Regions from separate parts of the Homo sapiens genome. Here all the other regions are linked to region 1. A link is an interaction called in ENCODE POLR2A ChIA-PET data of the cell type or tissue named here. Cell type or tissue: IMR-90. All regions are shown on one strand. Region 1 has its middle 7.9 kb from the start of GLTP. Region 2 overlaps TRPV4 (transient receptor potential cation channel subfamily V member 4). Region 3 overlaps GIT2 (GIT ArfGAP 2).

Region 1 (2,500 bases):
GCATGCAAACTGCTCTATCTACATTAACCCATTGAAATCTCACATCAGCCCTGACAGGGAGTTAGCATTGCTACTGTCCTAACTTTACAGATGAAACAACAGAGGGAAGATTTACACACACACAGGAGAAGCTCACATGAAGATGGAGGCAGAGGCTGGAGTGAGACAGGAATGCCTAGAGCCACCAGAGGCTGGAAGAGGCAAGAATAGATTTTCTTCCAGAGTCGTCTTTTTTTTTGAGATGGAGTCTCTCTCTGTCACCCAGGCTGGAGTGCAGTGCAGCAGGCTCACTGCAAGCTCTGCCTCCTGGGTTCATGCCATTCTCCTGCCTCAGCTTCCTGAGCAGCTGGGACTACAGGCGCCCGCCACCACGCCCGACTAATTTTTTGTATTTTTAGTAGAGACGGGGTTTCACCGTGTTAGCCAGGATGGTCTCGATCTCCTGACCTCGTGATCTGCCTGCCTCGGCCTCCCAAAGTGCTGGGATTACAGGCATGAGCCACCGCACCCAGCCCAGAGTCGTCTTTTACTTTTAATTTTGTAGAGATGAGGTCTTGCTATGTTGCCCAGGCTGGTTTCAAACTCCTGAGCTCAAGCAATCCTCCCTCCTCATCCTCCGAAAGTCCTGGGATTACAGGTGTGAGATACCATGCCCAGTCTTTTTTTTTTTTTTTTGGTGACAGGACCTTGCTATGTTGCCCAGGCTGGTCTCAAACTCCTCGACTCAAGGAGTCCTCCCACCTCAGCCTCCCAAGTAACTAAGATTACAGGCACGTACCACCGTGCCCAGCTCAGAGCCTTCGGAGAGAGTGTGTTCTAGCCAACACCTTGATTTTGCCCTAGTGATACTAATTTTGGACTTCTGGCTTTTAGAACTGTGAGAGAATACATTTTGATTGTTTTAAATCATCAAGCAGCCACAGGAAACTGACACAGGAAGTGACTTGCTCAAGGCCACACAGCTAGAAAGTAGAAGTGTTGAGTTTTAAACATAGTTAAGTATTCAATAAATGTTAGCTGTCATTATTATTATTACTATGCTGCAATAAAGAAGGTGCGTTTATTGGATAAAATGTCAGCAAGACCACGAACTCAGCCTACTTCACCCATCCCAACAGACACCGCTGGGGGAAAGACGGCCTGTGTAACAAGGATTTGATGATTCAGTTGGGGAAGATGTTATTAACACTGGGTGGAGCTGGTTTAGGAAAATGACGAAACTTTGCAGAGTGAACACCTCACCCACACTGAGTTGATTCCAAACATTACAACTCCATTGGTCAAGCTGGTCCTACAGATTAATTGCAGAGAGGGTTTGCAACTCATGGAGAAGTACAGTGACCCAACAATCCAAAAAGATGAGGTGGCTCCTCTGTGCCTGGTAGTATTTCCCTGACACTACGGGAAGCTAAGGGGAGAAACTGATGGCCCATAGCCAAAGCCAACTTGCTGAAGGTTTCTGTGGCTCTTCCCCTTTTCCTTCCCACCTCTCCCCCGCCCTGTTTTCTCTCTTCCTCGCCCTTCTATTCTTGAACAATTCAATCCAAAAGCCAATAGGTGGGTCCCAGCAAGGTAAATGTCAGTAATGGGGGGCACTGGGGAGGGTACATGCTGGTCCAAAGAGGGGTGTCAGGCTGGGTGCAGTGGCTCACACCTGTAATCCCAGTGCCTGGGGAGGCTGAGGCGGGAGGATTGCTTGAGGCCAAGAGTTCGAGGCCAGCCTAGGCAACATAGTGAGACCCTGTCTTAACAAAAAATTTAAAAATTATCCAGGCATGGTGATGCACGACTGTAGTCCCAGCGACTTGGGAGTCTGAGGCAGGAGGATCGTTGGAGCCCAAGAGGTAGAGGCTGCAGTGAGCTGTGATCATGCCACTGCACTCCAGTCTGGGCAACAGAGTGAGATTCCGTTTCTAAACAACAAAAACAACAAAGGTGGGTGTCAGATCCCAAATGGAATAAGAAAGGTGTCTGCATGGGGAGGGGGTGGCCAGAGCTCAGCAAGTGAGAAGGGCATCCTCATGGAAAGGCAGACTGGCAGGGGCTACAGAAGCGTGAGCATGGCATGAGGGGCATCCTTGCTGGGGAGGGAGTGGCAGCAATGATAGGAAGTTGTAACCTATGGGGGATTGATCAAATGAGGAAAAAACAAGGAGAACACCAGGTTTCTCACTGCAGGAGAAGGGAACTACAAACAAGAAAAGGGAGAAAAGTAGAATTAACCCCATAGAGACAAATTAGAATTGGATCTATCAGGGTGAAATACCATGGTTTTTTTTTTTGTTTTTTTTTTTTTGAGACAGAGCCTTGCTCTGGAGTGCAGTGGTGCGATCTCGGCTCACTGCAACCTCTGCCTCCTGTGTTCAAGCGATTCTCCTGCCTCAGCCTCCCGAGTAGCTGGGATTACAGGCTTGCACCACCACACCCAGCTAATTTTTGTATTTTTAGTAGAGACAGAGTTTCACCATGTTGGCCAGGATGGTCTTGATCTCTTGACCTG
Region 2 (2,500 bases), 60 kb after region 1:
AATCCCAACACTCTGGGAGGCCAAGGCAGGTGGATCGGTCGAGCCCGTGAGTTTGAGACCAGCCTGGGCAACATGGTGAAACTCTGTCTCTAGAAAAAATACAAAAATTAGCCGAACGTGGTAGCACGCACCTGTAGTGCCAGCTACTTGAGAGGCTGAGGTGGGAGGATCGCTTAAGCCCAGGAGTGAGAGGTTGCAGTGAACTGCGATTGTGCCACTGCAGTCCAGAGCAAGAGATCCTGTCTCAAAACAAACAAAGAGCCTGAACTGCAGACAGGCCTGGGCTTAAACTGCATCCGCATGTTTAAGACAGGCCTGCTATTCCCCGCTGGAGGAGCTCAGGGAAGCCACCTGGCCTCTCTGGGCTTCCATTTCCTCCTGTGTCAAAGGGACTCTCATCCCACTTTGCAGGGATGACCCAAGGCACGTGGATGGGGCTCTGAAGCACAGCTCTTCTGCCTCAGCCCGTGTCAGCTCCCCTTGTCCCCAGGCCCATTCCAGGGCATGTTTTCTTCCAGCTTATCCCCCAGACATCCTCAGAGAGCCCCTCCATGCCAGGTGGGTGGGTGGAAGGTATTGGGGGCAAAGCTAGACTTGCATTTGGGCAAATAATGATATGTTTTCAGCAATGAAATATTTATGAGCATTGACTGAGTGCCAGGAGCTGTCAACTTTTTTTACTTTCCTGATTTAATGCTTAAAAACTAGGGCTGGAGCCCAGCTGCCCAGGTTCAAATCCCAGCTTCCAATAAGTTCCATTATTCCTTTGGCCTCAGTTTCCTCATCTGGACAATGGGGATAAGGTAATGCCTGCCTTGCTGGGAGGTTGTGGACAGTCTTCAGCACAACCTTGAGTGTTTAGTTTAAAACCAGCATCTATTGCCTGTTGTTCACTTTTTTTTTTATTTATTATTTTTAGAGACAGGGTCTCAGTCTGTTGCTCAGGCTGGAATGCAGTGGTGTGATCATAGCTCACAGCAGCCTCGAACTCCTGGGCTCAAGAGATCCTCCTACTTCAGCCTCCCAAGTAGTTGGGACACACCCAGCTTATTAAAAAAAAAGGTTTTTTTCAGACAGGGGTCTCACTATGTTGCCCAGGTTGGTCTGGAATTCCAGAGCTCAAGTAACCCTCCTGCCTTGGCCTCCCAAAGTGCTCAGATTACAGGTGTGAGGGCTGATGTTCATTTTGATGGTGTCACAGCTTCCCCACTGCCGGGGGTGGGCAGGGGCAGGAATGCTGAGCCCCATTTTACAGCTGAGGAAATCGAGACTCAGAGAGGAAGCAATTTACCCAGGGATGCCCAGCTGGCTCATGGCAGAGCTGGAGCTGGAAGCCAGATCTGAGTGACACTGGTGTCCTTGGGTCCACGAAAAGCCCAGTGGCCAGCTTAGCTTCTTGCGTGGAAAGCTACGCTAGGCTCACCCACCTTGGCGTCTGAGCCACCTTAGCTTACCTCCCAGCTCCGCCAGTTGCTGCTCTGTGACCTCAGAAAGTGGCTTAAGCTCTCTGTTCCTGGGCTTTGCTGAGGTCAGAGCTCTGCCAACTTGAGGAGGGATTTGGGTTATTCTGGCTGCTGCTCTTGTTCTGGCCTGGGCTCCTTCAACCTCGGGTGCCCTTGCAGCCCATGAGCTGGCACCCCAGTGGCCGGACAGGAATGAGGAAGGGACAGGGCCTCACTTTCAATGTGACTCTGACTTCCTTCCCACCCCTAGCCCCTTCCTGAGCATTGGTTTCCCCTTTCTGCCCCGAGCCCTGGCCACTGCCGGCTGTGTGACCCCAAGGAGGTTACATCACTTCTCTGAGCATGTTTCCTCATCGGTGAGGGAGGATCACACGAGACCACACCAGGCGCACAGGAAGCCCTTGCCGGTCTCCAGATGAGGTCAGGGCATTGGAAAGGCCACAGAAGGAGGCGGGGGCTCAGGGGACAGACAGGCGGGCCATTGACCAAACGGGAATATCCTTCTATTTCTTTGGTTAGTGAGTAACAGCAGCCCCTCTTGTCCACCCACCCTGCCCCTTGCACAAAGAGCTCCTCAGTCTCACCAGGCGCCCGTTTTCCCCTGAGGGTGGAGTGGCCTGGGTTCCACCCGGTTGACCGAGTGGGCTGGCCACCTTCTGGGACCATTCCCTGTGTGTGTGTTTGTGTACGTGTGTATGTGTGTGTATATTGATGTGCGTGTGTATGTGCGTATGTGTGTCTGTGTGTGTATGTGTATGTGTGTATATGTATGTCTATATGTGTATGTGTATATGTGTATATATGTGTATGTGTGTATATGTATGACTATATGTTTATGTGTATGTTTGTGTATATATGTGTGTATGTGTGTATATGTATGTCTGTGTGTATGTGTGTGCATATGTGTATGTATATACATGTGTATGTGTGTATGTGAATGTCTATGTGTGCATGTGTGTATGTGTGTGTATGTTTGCGTGTATATGTATGTATGTGTGTATATTGTGTGTATGTATGTGTATATGTGTGTAATGTGT
Region 3 (2,500 bases), 75 kb before region 1:
TTAAAAGCTGGTGGTCTTGGCCCATGTGCGTGCTCAGAGTTTGCCGGCTCTGTGCCACAACCTCCCTTTAGCCTGTGTCTTTCTTCCAGACTGCCCACCTCAGCCTTAGGAAAGGCCTAAGGGCCCAAGGCCTCAAGGCCCTGGGAAATCTACTTCTCTGGGATTGACTTCTCTTTGTCTAGTTCTCTCACATGAAGCCTCACCGGGGCACTTCTCTCCACTTTAACCACCAAAGTATACTCCTCAGCTGTTCCCATTGCTCTTTGGATCAGAACCAAGATTCTTAACTTCTTTTTGTAACCTGTAAGGGCATCATTCAGCTCTCACCTTTCAGAGATTGCCCTGCTTCCCATCTGGTTCCGTGTGTGTGTGTGTGTGTGTGTGTGTGTGTGTGTGTGTGTGTGTGTGTGTGTGTGTCTTTAGATTAACACCCTCTGAGGCCATGAGCTGCACATTCAAGTCCTCTTCCAGGAATCCTGCTTTGCCTACAGCGTTTGCCTTTCCCAGCTTCCATCTCTCTGATTCAAGGACCTGAAATCTGACCAGTGTAGGTAGCGGCTTTCCCAAAGCCTGACTCTGACATTGCAGCTTCCCTCATTTATGACTTTCTCCTCATTTCTGTTTTCACAGAAGACCCTTTACTAAAACTTCATATAATACTCAGTATTAAATATTACATTAAATGAATTTATCCTTACTAGTATTTAACTGTATTATGAAATAAATGTGTTTTATGCAATTTGTTTGGTGTCTCTGTGTTCTGTATCTACAGTTTTGTGTGTCTGTGTGTTTTATTGCCTTAAGGAAGTTGTAAACTAAGATGATCAAGATGATAAGCTTTGGAGTCAGATAGCACTAAATATTGTGTGATTTCCTTTTAATTACTCACAATCTGTAAGTAAATTTTATTATAAATAATTCAAACCTAGATAAAAACCCACGTTTTCTTAGACTATCCTACATTTGCTTCACTGGAAGCTGCATGAAAGCTGAGATTATGCTTGTAATATCTCTAGCACGTGGCAGGCATGAAGTAAAGACCTGGAACAGAGTCTAGTATAGCTCTCCAGAGCTGCAGCTCTGAGTCAGACTGGTCAGTACATATCTCAGCCCTGCCAAGCTTCCTAGCCTCCCTGTGCCTTGGCATCCTCTCATAGAAGAGGGAGATAAGGATCCTGCAGGGGCTGCCGGCCAGAACTGCTCAGAGTGGGCTGCCCCATTACTTGTTGACCCTCACCCTGTGGTCTCCTTCTCATAGGTGACCATCTTATCAGCGCCAGGTCAGTGTTTATCCTCCAGTATCTTCCTCCTGTCCTCCCTCTCTTCCTCCCTTCATCCTTTCTTTCCTTTCTCTTTTCCTTCCCTCCCTCCTGATGAAGAACTGAGAGAAATATAACAAAGGCTAATGTATTCCTTGAATGAGTAAATGTTAGCATTTTCAAAGATGTAAACTTGGATCTCAGGTCTGTCACTAGCTTTGTGACTTTAGGCAAGCTACTATCTTCTCTGCCTCAGTTTTCTTGTCTTAAAAATGGGACAATAGTAGTTCCTGTTTTCATAGAGGTGTTATAAGTGAAATATGATACTGTTAGCACAGTGCCTGGGATATAAGCCCATAATCAGCGTTGGCCATTGTAGTTGTTGCTAGTAATAATAACATTAGCTTGTAGTCCCATGGAGGAAGAAACTAGATATTTATGAAGCAAAGTCAAGCTCCCAATCCTTCAACATCTTGTCTAGCAACAGGCTCTCTGGGTTTGTTTTTAATTATAGTGCGACCACATTTGGGAAGATTTGGAAAATAGAGAAAGGGGACCATCCTCATTGCTATACTCTTAATGGAGTCAGGCTCAATATTTTGGTACATTTCTTTCAGTTCTTGTTTTATATGCATATCTTTTTTTAAAACTGGAACTTAATCATAATTGTAGACGTTTATAACCTGCTTTTTTCACTCAGTAATATATGGTACCCATTTTAACATGTTCCTATGAGGTCTCTGTAACCAGCACTTGTTTTTTCTTTTTTTTTCGAGACAAGGTCTCACTCCGTCACCCAGGCTGGCGTGCAGTGGTGCCATCGTGGCTCACTGCAGCCTTGAACTCCCAGGCTCAAGTGAGTGATCTTCCTGCCTCTGCCTCCCAAAGTGTTGGGATTATAGGCATGAGCCACCACACCCAGCCTGTAGCCAGCATTTTAAATTGCTGCATTAAATCCCTTCTGGCCAGCCAGTGCCTCTTTTCTGGCCACTTTTAAAGTGTGAGGTACCATGTGTGGATGTAAGGAACCCAATAGGGAATATAACAGATTCAGCATCTGCCCTCCCAAAGCAGATGTCAGACAGTTTAAGAGTCACAACTACCACGTGTCAAGGTGTTGCATGAGGCAGAAAGTGCAGAGAGAGGCGGAGCCACCCCAGAAGAGGCTTAACCTCATCTGGGCCAGGAAGACCTCAATTATCCTCCATGTGCCCAGGGAGGCACTGCAGGCTGTGAGGTGG

The links. ChIA-PET counts read pairs that join two places held together with the same protein. Peaks named below come from ENCODE experiments on the same cell type or tissue, not always from the same donor. Only the 100,000 strongest peaks of a DNase experiment are listed, where the experiment ranks them.
Region 2: POLR2A ChIA-PET joins it to region 1 with 16 read pairs; 4 of 35 experiments call an interaction of 5 or more read pairs at or near these places.
Region 3: POLR2A ChIA-PET joins it to region 1 with 16 read pairs; 4 of 35 experiments call an interaction of 5 or more read pairs at or near these places.

Annotation. Positions count from the first base shown.
Region 1 is chr12:109,887,206-109,889,705 of GRCh38, reverse strand. It overlaps a transcript of TCHP not described here. Among named protein-coding and RNA genes, the nearest start is that of GLTP, 7.9 kb to the right of the region's middle. RefSeq lists a silencer at 1,144-1,293. In IMR-90, no CTCF peak of the experiment used is centred here; a DNase peak (open chromatin) is centred at 1,265; H3K27ac peaks cover 917 bases.
Region 2 is chr12:109,827,590-109,830,089 of GRCh38, reverse strand. All of the region lies in intron 1 of TRPV4 (transient receptor potential cation channel subfamily V member 4), which reads left to right. Among named protein-coding and RNA genes, the nearest start is that of MIR4497, 4.5 kb to the left of the region's middle. In IMR-90, no CTCF peak of the experiment used is centred here; no DNase peak of the experiment used is centred here.
Region 3 is chr12:109,962,538-109,965,037 of GRCh38, reverse strand. All of the region lies in intron 9 of GIT2 (GIT ArfGAP 2), which reads left to right. Among named protein-coding and RNA genes, the nearest start is that of GIT2, 33 kb to the left of the region's middle. In IMR-90, no CTCF peak of the experiment used is centred here; a DNase peak (open chromatin) is centred at 1,077.